2 separate regions of the Mus musculus genome follow, and region 2 is linked to region 1. The links are chromatin loops, found by intact Hi-C in ENCODE. Cell type or tissue: left cerebral cortex. All regions are shown on one strand.

What was found. A loop is a pair of places that touch in the nucleus more often than their neighbours do. Peaks named below come from ENCODE experiments on the same cell type or tissue, not always from the same donor. Only the 100,000 strongest peaks of a DNase experiment are listed, where the experiment ranks them.
Region 2: a loop joins it to region 1, with 2.8 times the contacts of the local background. A loop is called at or near these places in 3 of 42 quality-filtered maps.

Annotation. Positions count from the first base shown.
Region 1 is chr3:37,200,989-37,208,988 of GRCm38, reverse strand. No RefSeq gene overlaps it. Among named protein-coding and RNA genes, the nearest start is that of Gm36168, 19 kb to the left of the region's middle. In left cerebral cortex, CTCF peaks have their summits at 4,183 and 4,873 (motif pointing right); DNase peaks (open chromatin) are centred at 4,263, 4,865 and 7,284; H3K4me3 peaks cover 576 bases.
Region 2 is chr3:36,859,972-36,867,971 of GRCm38, reverse strand. 4932438A13Rik (RIKEN cDNA 4932438A13 gene) reads right to left here and starts at 4,866. Exons shown (of 86, transcript NM_172679.2): 1 at 4,624-4,866; 2 at 3,487-3,585. In left cerebral cortex, no CTCF peak of the experiment used is centred here; DNase peaks (open chromatin) are centred at 4,330 and 4,894; H3K4me3 peaks cover 1,652 bases; H3K27ac peaks cover 1,437 bases.

The sequences.
Region 1 (8,000 bases):
CGAAAAGCACCTTTACCTGTGGATGCTTCGTGTAGAACAGGCTTGCCTTGAACTTGCTGTGTAGCAGAAGCTGGACTTTAATTCCTAATCCTCCTGCCTCCACCTCCCATGTGCTGGGATTGGCAGCATGTCCTGCCATGCCCAGCTTTGTGAAACATTTTGCCAAACTCTTCTGTCACTGTGTTATTTCATCAGGGGGCTGGAAAAGTGGTATTGTCTCTCACACTGAATACAGACATTGTTTTTCCTTTGTTGACGGAAAAAAATCTCATATTAGCATTAATTGCCAGTGGGTTGCACATATTTAGATGTTTACTGACTGTCAGAAGTTTTGTCTTTTGAAGTTCTAGCTCATACCTTAGCATAGTTTCCTGATCACTGTGTAAAGCACCTTTGTATGTCTGATGCCTGTTGTGTGACCTGGCACACAGAGGTCACCCAGTGTTTGTTGAACCTCCCCATGGCTACATAGGTGTTTATTTATATAAGACATGAGTCCAGGTCATAGATTTGAATCCCAACTCTAACAAGAACTTGAAATGAACTTGTTGGGAGTCTAGAGGTGCAGTCTCAGAAGAGACCACACATATGTCTGTTTCTCTGCCCAGTATGGTAAGGGGAAGAGCTGCTCTTCACTTTCCTGAAGAACAGACTTCAGGAGGCAGGAGAGTCGGGTGGAAAGTGAGTCCAGAATGGCTTTACATAAAAGCTGTGAAGTTAGCAAGCAAGGGAAGCCTATCGACAAAGGAGAAAGCTGGAAAGAAAGTCCAGCTTGGGCTAACCACTGGCCCAGGGGCAGAGGCAATTCTGCGTGTCTGTAGGTGACCTGTGGCTCACCTACTAAAACACAGTTGAGTGGGAGTTAAGATGACACAAGGCATGGGTGCTTGAAGTTGTGCCTAGAACACCGCGTAACAGGCTGAGAATGTCTGAGGATCCAAGGCTATTTGAATGAGCTCCAAAGCTCAGAATGGCATAGAAGCCCCATCCTTTGAACAATAAGGCAGTTGAGTTTCTAGACCTTGTGCGGTTCTGATCTGCTTCTTCCCTTGGAGTATATATTTTCTCAATAAAGTCCTCTGTTTTGCTTGCTACCACTCAATGTCCCTGTTCGGTTCCTTGTTCTGGAATACAAGAACACTTCCCACTGACCCCCAACATCTACCAACATCAACAGGTTGACCAGTCCTTCAAATTTCCTCTCTCTAATGTCTTTCAGAAACCTACTACCCATCATGCACTAGGCATGTCCATCCTGTAGACCACGAGGAGTGCTAAGAATGTGGTCCAACACAAAATTGTCAGCCTAGTTGAGACATCATAAGGCATGTTTATATTTTTTCATAATTTCACGATGAGGTTCTCAAGTGTGAGCTTTGAGACGGGCAGTGTTCTATTGCAATGTCAAAGGGCTGGATGCACCTGTTAGTACATCCCAGAGCAATGAAAACTCCTTAGTTCTTTATGTAATGTTAGGAAAACTGAATTTTTTTTTAATCAAAATCTCACTAGATCATGTTTTTTTAAAAAAACTTGGCTAATCCACGATATACAGAAAAAAACAAAAAGCCTTAAAGAAAACATTTGAAAAGCCTCCTTAATGTAACAGAGTTTTAGGTATGGTGATAGAGACTCTGGGGCTTGAAAGTCATTGAGGATGAGGCCTGTCCTTTACAATCACTTATGGGCCCTGTGTCTCTGGTAATACTAATTTTAAGAAGGAGGAAAGATTCCCAATTGCCCCTCAAGATTTAAAGCTGTACGGAAGGTCGGAAGGTCCAGGTGGCTGTGCATCAGTGAGTCCCGTTCTGAGCAGCTCATTTCCTCTGGGTAAATATGGCTATTTTTATAGATGCTTTTCTTTCATTCTTATGGGTCTACCCCACTACATGATTTTTGGCCAACAGAATGGGATCTCAGTCTTATCTCTGGCTTGGGAGGAATTGGGGCTTTCTAGTAAAGAATAGAGACAAACCATTGTCCCTCCCCCTGAAGAGTGAACCCAAATGGGCCTGTCAATCACCCGGACAGTGAAATATGTTTCATAAATGCTTGAGAGTAGTATAAAGCCTTCATACGCACACCTGTTCACTGTCGACTACCACATTATGCATTTTTTCCTTCACAGTGGTCTCTCTGGCCACTGGCCACTCTTGTCCCTTGTCTCTTTGTGATAATCTCTACTTGTCATCTGTTCTGTACCCCACTTCATGTCTCATATGAATTCATTCAACAGAGAAAGCAAGGCCATGGAGCTGAAAGGAACCCCCTGTGAGATCTCATAGCAATACAATCTGTAACACTCACTCCGATCAGCCTTTGATTTTCATGTCCACCCCGCATACACTCGCATTTTTTCCCTCTCCATTTTAATGTAAGGTTCCCAGTAGCTTCTGATGCCAAGGGTTCCCAGTTGTGGAACTCACCCTGACAGAAGTGCTGAACACCACAGTGTAAGAGCCTGGGGTGGTAAGGCAGCCTGGGGTGGCAGAGAGGTTGAGTGTGGGGGTGGGGGTGGCAGGGAGGTAGAGTGTGGGGGTGGGGACCCCAAGAGTCATGTAAGCCTCTATGCAATAGACATCAGTCATTCACATGAACCTGTGGGGAAGAACAAAAATTGCTTTATTTTTTATTTCTGTGAGTCTATTCATTAGAAGGTATGCAGTTATGCAGGAACACCTTCTTGAGATAAAAAAGAGACATTACTATGTTGAGTGCACAGATTTTAAAATGATGTAAGCTTTTGGGATTGTTAAGCTGCAAGATTTTTTTGTTTGTTTTGATATGGCATTGGCTTCATTTCCCACAAGGAGCAGAAGGAGATGGACTTCCCAACCGCAAGATGATGTGCACTTTGAGTTTTGCTTTTGTTCATGAAATCCATCTCGGCCCTTTACTGTCTGTTATTCTGTCCTTTGGACAGTCTTTCTGATCTTCATATTTCTGCCATCTTCTCCATTTCTCTGCAGTCAGACCCACCCATGTGTTCTGGGAAAGACTTGGCTCAAGAACAGATGAGCTTCCAGCTGTATTCCTTAGGAAACACAATAGTGGCAGTGACGTTTGGGGCTGTCAAGTAGATTTCTATGTTTCATGTGAACAAGAAGAGCTACATATAAACTACAGGTGACCTTAGCACTAAATACAACATCTGCTTCAGGCTAGTGACTGGGCAGTTGTTACAGCCTCACTGCCACTGCACCAGGTGAGACAGACACCACCCAACTTCCCTCCTACTGAGGCTTTAGACCTATACATCAAAGTTTCCAAACCTTGTCCTCTAAGAACCAAGTCGGTCATGTGATCCAGAGTGTTCTGGGTACCACCCAAGCCTTGATTCAGGGGCCTACCTGCCTTCCCCTCCCTGGGCCTCATGGCAGTTGGAGGCCAGCCAGCAGGTGACAGTGGCAATCTATGAAGCATCTCTAGTGGCTCGGAGGCCCCTTGCAATAAGAGAGAACTTGCCCAAATGTGATTTCGCTGTTGTAAATTCTGCCCCAATTATAGCCTGACTTCCTCCCTCTCAGGAAGCATTTCATAAGCATCGAGGCATTCTGTCTGATAAAGTCGTTCTTTGCCCACATGAAAGGACTCTGCTCTCTGTGGAGAAATCTCAAGCCTGCTGAAGAGCAGTTGTCTGGGGCGACGACCACAGCTTGTGTGTTTGGTTGGGCTACGGGTCCAAGAGCTGCCTTTCTTCCTAACTCTGTCACTTCATAAATCACAACAGGACTCTTGGGTTTCCAGAGCAAAATGTGGGGTAGAGAGCCCTGGGGTTCTGCTGGGGACCCCAGAAACCACAGGCTGCTTACAGAGCAAAGCCCCAGTGTATCTGAGCACCCAGCGCTCCTTGGACCTCATCTCAGAACAGGAAAGTGTTGACTGAAAATGTGTCTGGGGAAGGGTCGATCCTGCTCACTGACACAATCTGGTCCGTACCAGGTATCTATCACCGCCTTCAAACAAGGATATATTTGTAGTATCTGATTTATTTTCAGGGTTGTAGTTTTAGTAAAATTTTATTAAGAAGTAATACGGCATCCAAAAGCTAGTTTGCACTCAATAGTTACCTTCCTAGTTCTGATGTCTTTCTAGATTTTGAAGAATATTAATGCATTTGCACAAAACATTATTTTTCACTCCTGAAACTGGATCACTGACACGTTGCAGTATTTGTGCCCTCCAGGAGAGGTCTCCCCTGACAGTGACAGGCACTTGCTCCCAGGGAGAACCCAGTACACATGAGATGCTTTCCAACTTTGTATTTATGAGTCCAGTTACTTCGATAAACTGTGCTTGGAATACTATGCCCAAATCAGACGTTCTCCTCTTGCTCTCAGTGACGCGAATAACACAATCCCCTGTGTTTGTAGATTTCTCTTAGCAGAGGAGGAAACTTGAAAGAAGTGTCCCAAAGTCCCCTCCCAGCTTCTACTCCTTCAGAAATATTTCTGGTCTTCTTTTGTTCTTTCAAATGTCCCTTTGGACGAGATGTTCACTGAAGCGTTATGTGCCTCACTGGAGACTGATGTACATCGCTAACAACGACAGAACCTCCTTTGGGAGCGTCCAGGACGACTGGGCAAGGTAAACCGTTCCAGGAAGGCGCTCCTTTCCTGCGGGCTCCTGAGGTCTGTGCCATGTATCTTTGGTTACGCTGCTCAGATCTGATGAGGAGAGAAAGGGTCAGGGTGGGGCAGCAGCAGCTGCCGCCTCTCACAGGGCCACAAAGCAAAGAACAGGAAGCTCTGGCAGGGCAGGGTTCCCCACAAGCTCCTTGAAGGCTGGCAGCTCCTCTTTGGAGCCCGACTTCCCTTCATCGCTGTCTCCTTTACTTCCTCTTTCTACCAAAACACTAACGACATTTTACCACAAGGGGGCAGTGCAGGGGAAGAAACCAATCATCTGACTTGGTGCGTCCTTAGGGAAATTATTCTGTCAGGAGCTTGATCTTTTCTGTCCTCCTTCCTCCCTCCTTACAGATAATTCTATATTCAAGCCAGAGTTTCCATGAAGAAGTCGTCAGTCCCACAGCTTACCTAACAGGGTCCTGCGACATGCGTTCTGAAATAGGCTTGCATTTGATTAAGATTGATTGATTTGATTTGCCTCTTTTGGATACAAGACATAAAGCAATTATGATTATGAGGTATTTTTTAGAATTATCTGTTTCAGGCACTATTGTAAGGATATGCAGAGTAAGGAGGCCTCTGAATGTAAAATCCATTCTCTGTATACATATATATCATTTGACCAAGTCCCCCAGTTAGTGGGAGTTAGACCCCCTAAGTTGGCACAGCTGGGTGTTTCCTGAGGACTTTAGCTATAGGATATGGAGGTGACATTATGATCTCTAAGTGGCTGGCTTATGACAGGGGCTAGACTTTCGCACTGGTTGTAAATGTCTTATTGTTCCAATTGTGCTGGCAAAGAGAATACGTTATGACCACAGCTCAGCCATAAAAGCAAACTGTCACTATTACTTAGACCTTAAGGAGCACTACGGGGGCTCCCTGGGAATTTATAGAAAATGGATAAAATCAGGTTTGCAAGGCTATTTTTAGATAAGAAGGCGCCAGGAGCAACTAAGGATCTGGCCTTTGTTCTACCGAAAGAAGCCTGGATAGACTGACCAAGGACCTCACCAGGGAGGAATCCCCAGAAAAGCAACAGGAAATATTTGAAAGACACAGCAGGGTTGCTTGGATGCCCTAGTAGAGCAGGGTTTCCCTAGTATCTAATCCGCCATCAAAGATTCACTAAAACTGAAAGGAAAGGAAGTGCTTAGAATAGCAGAGGAGTCAGGGAAGGCCAGGTCTGCACAGTTTGCAGAAGGGAGGGAGCGTGCTTCAGCAGGCACTGAGGTTAGTCCTACGCTTATGTGCAGGACCATCCATAAGAGTACATCTCAGCCTGAGGAAAGGACAACACTGAGTACAGAGCTCAATCATCGCCCCCCCCTAGCATTCTGTGAGGAAGTGGATTTTGAGTGTAGCTGGTGTGATTGACAGCCACCGGGCCGTGTCTGGGTCTGGATCCTTTACTATATCACCGGCTCTGGGGATAGGGTGTGCACCCAGAACAAAGTAAAGAAAAGCAGGATTTAGCTCTGCCTCTGAGTGTTGAGTATAATTTGTATTTTTCCTCCCTGCTCATATGGCTCTTGCTCTGGGGCTGTGTCCTGGGTCCCTTCAGCCCAGCTCTACTGTGAGTTCCCAAGGGAGCCTGATATCAGTAGAATGAAGCCATTAGGCAGATAGATTGAGTTTTGCCACCAAAAACTTGGGAATAAGGAGATCCATATATAGTTTAATGGCAGGTTAGTTAGCATTGTATCTAAACTCCATCCCCACAGTTACCTGGCAACAGCCAGTTAGGCCTGACCTACTATAGAAGGGGCTGCTTGCCCCCCTCCTCCCTCTCTTACTCTTGCTTACTGCTTGCTTCTCTCTTGCCATCTTGGGCTCTTCCCTTCCCCCTCTCTCCACATGCCCATGGCCATGGCCAGCTTCTACTTCTTTACTCTCTCCCTCTCTCTGCCTTTCTCTGCCTCTACTACCCTCTTAACTCCCCTTCCCATGCCCTGAATAAACTCTATTCTATACTATACTATTGTGTGGCTGGTCCCTCATGGGGAAGGGATGCCTCAGTATGGGCCCACTGAGACATCCCACCTCAGTCACCACAAGAGATCCACGCTTGCTAGCCCAGAACTGGTAAGCCCCCATCCCTTCCCATCTGCATGGTCCCAGGGGAGAGTTCCTGAGCTCGGAGCTACCCCTGTGTTGTCCTTGAGGATGGAAGACATTCAGTTTTTCCCTGACCCTCGTTTTAGGACTTTTTCCCTTGGGTGAGATTTCCCTCTCCTTGTAGACAGTTTCTCGAAGCTGAGAAATTCCTGGGTTTGGATGAACTGGCTCAAGAGCACAGGCTCTGAGCGTTAGCCCCCAGCCATCACAAGTCGACCTGGTGGTCTGGCCTGTGCTAGAATCTCTCTTAGGTTGTTAATGTCCTCAGGACACTGGTAGGGGCAGCTAATAACCCTATTCTCTCGCCCAGGGGTCAGTATTTCTCTGCCTGGTCCCTACTTAATGGGATGTCTTGGTCTAAAACAATATCTCTACATCAACACTAAACTGGCACTTTCTTGCTAATGATCCATGTGGCAAACTTTCCCCTCCCCCTCTCTCATTTGCAGCCTGCTGCAACTACTAGTCCAGCCAGTTTGCCTGAAAGGCAGGTCTGGCTCTGTCTCCTGCCAGGGACTCTGCTGCCCTCCCCCACTCTTACTCTCAGCTCTGAGTCTGTCTCACTGTCTTCCTCAGCCCGCTCACACTCCACCAATCCCTGATCATGTGTCTATCTCCCCACCTTCCTGCACACTCAAGGGGTTCCCTCCCTTTCTCCCTTTCTCCTTCTCTTTCCCTCTCCCTCTCTGCTGGGGGTTTGTAAAGTAAAGGCTAGCAGTGCCACACGCCACAAGTGACAGCTGCCACAAGTGACTGCTGAGAGCACTGGGCCACATAGGAAGTCCTGCCTCATGACTTCCAACAGCAAGCAGGAAGTCTGGCCCTGTGCTCATCAAATTAAACACACGATTCCTGCTGCCAGTGCAGTCTACAGCCATCACCTTCAACAGTGGGAGCGCACAAGTCATTATTGTGGTTCCTAAAGATCGATCAATAGTCCACCTGACTTTAGCTCTATAGACCAAAGTGCGCCAGCCAGCCCCTAGCTTCACAGTTTAGCAATTCCCATGCCTGACAGCCAGCTTAAGATTTTCATTTCTATCCTGTTTTAATATGATTTTTACTACTGTCATTAAATCCTATTCAGTTATAACCAATCAGTATAGCCCTCAATCCTGTCAGAAGTTTGCTAATTATTAAGTTTACAACAGGGAGAATCCTCAAAGCCTTTAACAGTTGGCTCAGGATGGTAGATAGTTTCAGAAGAGTGGACACAGATACACGATACTGCCTTGATTGTGATATGATAAT
Region 2 (8,000 bases), 340 kb after region 1:
GGCTAGTTAAATGCATCTCAAAAAAAAAAAAGGTACAAATAAATATCCACATATTTTATAATGAATTACATGTGATAAAATGCCATGTACCTATTTATGCTAATTTTTATCATCTTAGAAATGTCAAATGATTATATACTTAAGGAGGCAGAGTTTACTACTGACATTAACTGAGAGATATGTTCTGACAGTCAAATCTCCACATAAAAGATACTTTGTTTCCCGAGAAATAGTGACCCATCCACAAAAGAACACAGAATCCCCATACAACATCACCACCATCTTCCATTATAACAACCCATGATTCTTATCAAAGGAATGAAGGAAGAGGGTGTTGAGGCTGCACAGCATAAGTCTGCGGGATCAGTATCTACCAGCATTCTCCTCAATATAAGATTAATGCAAAACACCTAAGAAAAGTCATCAGACAAAAACCCAGTGTTAAAACACATCTTGAAGCCGGGCGTGGTGGCGCGTGTCTTTGATCCCAGCACTTGGGAGGCAGAGGCAGGTGGATTTCTGAGTTCGAGGCCAGCCTGCTCTACAAAGTGAGTTCCAGGACAGCCAGGGCTACACAGAGAAACCCTGTCTCGAAAAACCCCCCAAAAAAAGGAAAAAAAGGAAAAAACAAACAAACAAACAAACAAACACATCTTGAGCTAGTAAAGACCAGAGAATGACCTCCATAGGCCCATATGTTTAACTACTTGGTCCCCAGTTGGTGGCGTTGGTTGGTAAAGACTTGGGAGGTGTGGCTTTGTTGGAGGAGATGTGTCACTGGGCAAGGGCTTTGTGGTTTCAAAGCAACCTCCTCATTGCCAGTGTGCCCCTCTCTGCCTCCCGCTTGAGAATCTGTGAGCTCTCAGCTGCTGCTCCAGCCATTTGTTCTCATTTGCTCTGTCATCATACTAACCACCCAAACTAACTGTCTGGATCCATAAAGCCAAACTAAAGTCTTCCTTTTACAAGTTGCCTTGGTCATGATGTCTTTATTATAGCATCAGGAAAAAAACTAATATAGCAGCTGCTATCAGGAAATGAGCTATTGCTGTGACAAGCCTGACCATGCCATTTTTGTTGTTTTTGTTTTGGGAAGATGTGGAAGACTTCAGGACATTGGATGAGAAAAGCAGTTGAATGCTATAAGCAAAGCTTAAGCTCCTATTTTCTAAGCAGGAACATAAAAAGAAGGCAGACGTACTGAGAAAAATGTGGATTATGGAGCCCCAGCTCAAGAAGTTTTAGAGGGGAAAAAATATTAGCAGCTCATCTCAGACTACTTTCATGGAATTTTGGCAAATAAATAAATAAATAACGTGGCTGCCTTTAAACCTTGTCCTAAAACTCAGCCTGAGGCTAAGTTGAAAAGTAATAGACTAATTTCTTTGGCAGTGAAGATTTCAAGACAGCCTCATATTGACTCTGTCACATAGTTATTCATAATCACTCTTATGCAGGTCTACAATGAAAAAGATCAAGTAGGGCAAATGAAATACAAAATGTACAACTTGAAGGGAAACCCGGAAATGTAGTGCTGGAATCAAGGCTTGTTCTGAAGGAGATAAGGAGATCAAGCACTGGCATACAGGAGGCACACTGAGGTAAGACCTCAGTCAAATAAGCCTCCAAGTTGTGAAAAGAAAAAGCCCAAGGAATTTAAAGGCAACAACAAATTAAAGCTGCAGTAAATGTGAGGCCAGGCTCCATCCCCAGTGAGCAGCACAATGTGGAGTCACGAAGGATAAAAGAGTAAAAGGATGACAGAAACCCCTCAGCGGTTAAGAAGAACCACTGCAGGCAAGCAGCTGACAGGCGAGTCTCTGCATGGAGACCCTAAGAGGCCATCGTCTGAAGCTCTGTAAATTAAGCCAGAATTGTCTAGGAGATCTCAAGATTTTAGAGGTGCCAGAGCCATGGGATATCTGCCAGAGAGAGTAGAACAGAGGAAATGGAATCAGCCCAAGAATGAGGAGTGTGCTGCAGGCAGAAAGCTGAATGGAGAGAGCCATCCAAGCCCTTTGACCTCAGACATGGAGCTCAGGATTTGGGGTTTTCCCTACTGGGTTTCAGTCTTTCTTCTGGGCCAGTATTTCCTTACTATAGCCTATTCTCCCCCCCCCCTTAAAATTGGAATCCATATTCTAAGCCATTGAATATTGAAAATATTTAAATTTTTTTGATTTCACACAGGCTTACAATTGTGAGATTTCTTTGAGTCCCAGAAGAGACTTAAAACTTTAGATTTTTTTAAACAGTTTAATACCAAAAGGTATTTTTGAAGTTGGACTAGAAGCATTATGCATTATGCAGTATGATATGGCCACAAGTTGGTGAGGCCAGGGAGTGAAATGTGGTGGTTTGAATACTCAAAGTTGGTAAAACTGTTTGGCAAGGCTTAGGAAGTGTAGCCTTGAAATGGGTGTGTCAGTGGAGGTAGGCCTTAAGATTTCATAAACTAGTGCCATTCCTAGAATGCACTCTGCCTCCTGATTATGGATCAAGATCGAAGCGCTTGGCTGCTGCTCTAGCCACTGCCACCATGCCTTTGTTCCACCATCATAGACTCTAACCCTCTAGGACCATAAGCCAAATTAAACTGTCCTTTATGTTGCCTTGGTCATGGGGTCTTATCACAGCACTGAAAGGAAACTAATACAGTCTTTAATAGGAAGAGCATATTCTGGCATAAGGCAATGGATCAAGGCCACAGAGTATCCACAGATCTATGGCTATCCAGCTCAGCCACAACTCATTGTACACCAACTGCATCATGAAGAGAAGCTGAAAGCTAATGTAAGAACCTGCTGAATAATCTTCACACAGCAAATAATTCAAGAGAAACAGAGGCACTTCTTTTCTCTTCCTCTACTATTTCATTCTTTACCAGAAGCTCAAAATGGTCTCTGCTATATAGTACTTTATAAATATCTATTAAATGAATTCAATCGTTTTTATCCATGTCTTTTACTATTCTCTTTAGAACCCAAAATTTAAAAAAAAGAGAGAGAAAGAAAGAAAGAGAGAGAAAGGAAGAAAACATTTCAAGTTGGGTAATTGTTGCAAACCTATACCAAGAAGCTGAGGCAGGAGAATCTCTAGTTCCAGGCAAGCCTTGGCTGCAGAGATCTTTATCTGTACTTAAAAGGCAAATTACTACAACAATAACAAGCGCACACAGAGACATATAAATATTCTTTTCTAAGCATTTTGTAAACATGAGCAAATAATAGAGCAAGCAAAAGAAAAGCAAACTGGCACCCGGCGATGGTTGGTCCCTCCCCTGGGCGTTCCTATGCCAATGCAAAAGTTAAGCACTTGAGTTAATTATCAATCAGGTATCCAGGTATCAGCAGTCCAAAATGCAGATGGAATGATTTGTGGGTCACAGATGGACTGAATCACAAATGAAGCATAAAGTTAACTTTTCTCTATCTGGACTTTAATAAGAAATTAGATTTTTTTTAAATCTTAGGCAGAAATACTTACACAAGATTTCTTGTTTTATTTTGTTTAGTTTTTTAATCTTCAATGTTGTTTATCTTTCCTCTTCTGAAGGTCCTTCTGCAGCGCTTCATCTTAACAAGTCTGAAAAGACCAGCATATCAATCAATTAGAAAAGGTATCCTAACTTTGTTGGTAGAGCAACCGTTTCAAACTAAATTATTTAAACACACCAGGAAACTCTTCAGTATTTGGTCCAATGTTACATTCCTACACCTCAAATAAGACTAAAATAATTTAAGAACCACTTTATATGTAAAAGAAACATAGGAGTCCACGAGGTAGGAGTCAGGATGCTAATGGTGACGTTCTACCTGCGAGGCACACTTAAAAGTGCAGCCTTGAAAGAATGTTTCTACTGACACCGAGTCTGCTGGAAAGAACTGTGCCTTCATTTCCTCTCTACTCTGGGCACCTGGCACATTTTATCACAGGGCACTTGCCTTGCAAACTTTTAAGGCATTTGAGTAATGGGGGGGGGGTGGCATGCTAACTGAGGGGCCATAAAGTGAGAAAGTCAGGTTTGAAACAGTTCTGTTCCAAGGTTCTCAGCTACAAAGTGGGGAAAGGCTTCACCTTTTTGTTACAAACTGTATGAGCGCATATTAAAATAGCACATAGCAGTCATTGCTAAGTCAAATATTCTGACTAACTCATCCACTTTTATACTTGTCAGATTAAATCTGCTTCGTTGTCATGCACGGGATGAAAGCAGCAACGCGAAACCACCTGAAACCTACTTTCTCCGTTCCAGAACCCATGACTGCTCAGAGGAAATTTACAAGAATTCGTCCCCTTTACCGGACATCCCACTGTCAACACCACAACCGATGGGGCGAGGAAGGAAGAAATCTAATATTCCCCGGATGGAAGATAACCCTTGTGGACCTTCCTCTGGCAGGAGAGGTGTCCACTCAGGTATGCCCTACCAGACGAGGGCCGAGCCAACCCGGGGCGCTCGGCCCTGCCCACCCCGCCAGGTCCGCGCGCCCGCCCCCCCCGCCCGCAACCCCAGCACCCGGCTGTCAGGGCCTGCTAGGCCTCCACCTTAACCTCCGACCTCCGACCTCCGACCCCCAGGCCCGCGCCACAGCCGCGACCCCGCAAACCTTCCAGACTCACCCGGAAAGGCGCTGCCCACCTCGCCACCTCCCAGCCCTCACCGCGCGCAGCCTCTCGAGCTCCTCTCACTTGACAGCACAACAGCCCCGAGTCGGGACCTCCGCTGATGCTTACACCCTCAGCCTGTAGCACGTCCAGCTCGGCCCGCCGCCTCGGACACCCATGGGGCGGAGGAGTAGAGCCGAGGCAGGAGTGGAGGCCAGCGGCACCGCAGCTGCGTCAACTGGCAGCGTATCACGTCAAGGCGCCAGCGCCTCCGTGTACGCCACTCTGGCCCCGCCCAAGAACCGAGTTAGCCCCGCCCCTCACTGGCACCAGGCCCGAACGGAGAAGCGCCGCTTGGGCCGGGGGCGGGGCCGGGGCGGGGCGGGCCGGGGCGGAGGCGGGGCCTTGGAAGGCCGGGGCAGAGGACAGGGCTTAGGCCCTAGGGATGAGATCTAGGTCAATGGGGCAAAGCCTGAGCTTCAGGACCAAACTAAAGACTAAAGTTGGAACCTGTGCCTAGAGGCGAATCCTGTTTTTACAAGAGAACAGGCCTGAGCAGAGGGGCGGGGCCATGTCCACAGGGCGTAGCCTAGTCTGAGAGACACAGGTCACTACTGATTTGAAAACTACCTTGTTCCAGATTCCAATTGTGGCGTGGGGGTTGTAAACATCGTCCTGATAATGTAGACAGTATAATCAACGTAGGAAAAGGAAGCCAGAAAAAGGAGAGTCTGCTAGCTATGGCATGCATCTCACAGAAGATGCATTTGATGTATGAAACACTGACCTAGGAAATTAACCAAATATTTTAATTTTTCACAAATTAAAACCTAAGGCTCAGGAAGTTGAAGTACTTTGTCAGTTTAGAGATCTAGGATTTGAGCCCCAGCGCCACAGCTTCCAGTACATTCTCTACACTACCTGTCAATATCTAAGCCTCTGGTTCTAAGAGTTCAGGTCACTCAACATTTCCACTTGGGGGTGGGAGCATCCACTTTTAAACAGATGTGAAGCCAGATATAATAAATAAATAAATAAAGTCTTAGCAAGAGTTCTTTGAACTAGAAGTGACTGAGATATGATTCAGTTTCCCCAAAACAAAACAAAACTGAAACTAAATTGCTCCAGAGATAAGAAGATCTTAGGATAGCAAGAAGAGAAGTATAATTCACAGCAGACTTCCTCTACAGTGAGTGAGGAATTGGAGAATCTGAACACTTACTTGTCTCCTTTCTTCTTATCCCCTGAGGAAGAGCCACCCTGAGCTACAGGTGTAAAAGAGATGACATCTTCAAGATGAGTTATTCATCGTAGAGCTTTTCTATTCCAAGGGCCTCTAACCCTGGGAAGATGATTAAGCAAAGAGTTCAGGGTGGCTCAGGAAATTTACATAGCAACACTTCCTGGCTCTTGAACCTTCCCCCTACTTTGACTTTTCACCAGCATGTGAAAAATGCAGATGGTGTCAGAAAAAGAAAAAGAAAAAAAAACTGCCTCCAGCAAATACAATGTGAACTTCTCTAGCTGGACATAGCTAAAGTATGCATAGCATCCCAGCACATTGGAAAAGCCTGGGTTTGAGACCAATAGAGAAACTTCTGGACCAGCCTGAGCTACATCAAAAAGAAAAAAAAAAAAAAGAATTTCATAACAAAAACCAGGTAATGATATTTTGTGCTATAACTTTTTTTCTTTGAAATCACAGCCAGTTCACAGGAAGTAGCAGTCATACAAAATGTTCTTTTCCACTCCCTCTGATGGTTCTGCCTTATATGAGTATAGTACAATATGAAAACATACTTTACGCTGGTATGATGTGGCTCTATGCCACTTTGTCACGTCTAAGTTCATGTAACCATCACAGCACATCATACAGAGATTTCCTTCCTACTGTTCTTTATGGTCATTTCCCACTCTTTCTCAAGGCCTATCCCTAATCCCTGGTGTGCTGGATAGTTTTAGGTTAACTTGACACAAGCTAAAGTCATCTGAGAGGAGGGAACCTTAATTATAAAAATGCCTACATAAAATCTGGCTGTAGGCAAGTCTATAGGACATTTTCTTAGTAGTGATTGATGGGAGAGGGCTCAGCCCTTGTAGGTGGTGCTATCCCTGTTGGGTCCTGGGCTCTATAAGAAAGCAGGCTGAACACGCCACGGGAAGCAATCCAGTAAGCAGCACCCCTCCATGGCCTCTGCATCAGCTCCTGCCTACAGGTTCCTGCCCTGCTTGAGTTCCTGCCCACTATTGTCTTAGTCAGGGTTTCTATTCCTGCACAAACATCATGACCAAGAAGCAAGTTGGGAAGGAAAGGGTTTATTCAGCTTACATTTCCACATCGCTGTTCATCACCAAAGGAAGTCAGGACTGGAACTCAAGCAGGTCAGGAAGCAGGAGCTGATGCAGAGGCCACGGAGGAATGTTCCTTCCTGGCTTGCTTCCCCTGGCTTGCCCAGCCTGCTTTCTTATAGAACCAAGACTACCAGCCCAAAGATGGTCCCACCCACAAGGGGCCCTTCCCGCCTTGATCACTAATTGAGAAAATGCCCCACAGCTGGCTCTCATGGAGGCATTTCCTCAACTGAAGCTCCTTTCTCTGTGATAACTCCAGCTGTGTCAAGTTAACACAAAAACAGCCAGTACACCAATGCTTTTGGTGTTATGTGATGTTTGACCGAACTGTGAATGAAGTTAACCCTTTCCTCCCCAGGCTACTTTTAGTCATGGTGTTTCATTACAGCAAGAGAAACCCTAAGACACCTGACAACCACTCTCTGGGTCCTTGTGACTATGCAGAAAAATTTGACGACCAATGTGTCCATCAAAAAGGAAAAGACCAAGACCATAAGCACGCTCAGCACTTACGTCCTTCAAGCTGTCAATTTATGGCCGACCACTGATCGGGAGATCAAGTAAGTTTCAACACTAGTGACCTCACAGGGAAGACTTCCACATGATTTGTCTCCCTAGAGACAAATCCAAGTGATCAACCCTCACAAGCCAGGATGAGGATGCTTTGGGCCCTGTCAGTTTCACATAAACTTTGGTGAGAAACTGAATAGCACAGATCATAAAGATGCCACCAGAAATGTTTTCTACTGCCTTGGGAAGCTGGGGCAGGAGGATTGTCCAGAGATCAAGGTCAGCCTGGGCTACAAAGTGAGTTTCAGATGAGCTTGTGCTATAGAGTGGGATCCTGTCCCAGCACTCCCCCCAAATAGAGAAGTAAATGGCACCATGCCAGAGGGGGGTAGATCAAAATTAGGCACTCATGAAAATGCCATATGGTAACCTGCCAGTTTGTAAACTATACAAAAAAAAAAATTAAGGAAAAGAAGAAAATAGAGAAGAGGAAAGAGATGAGGGGTGGGAATGTGGGTGGGAATATTATA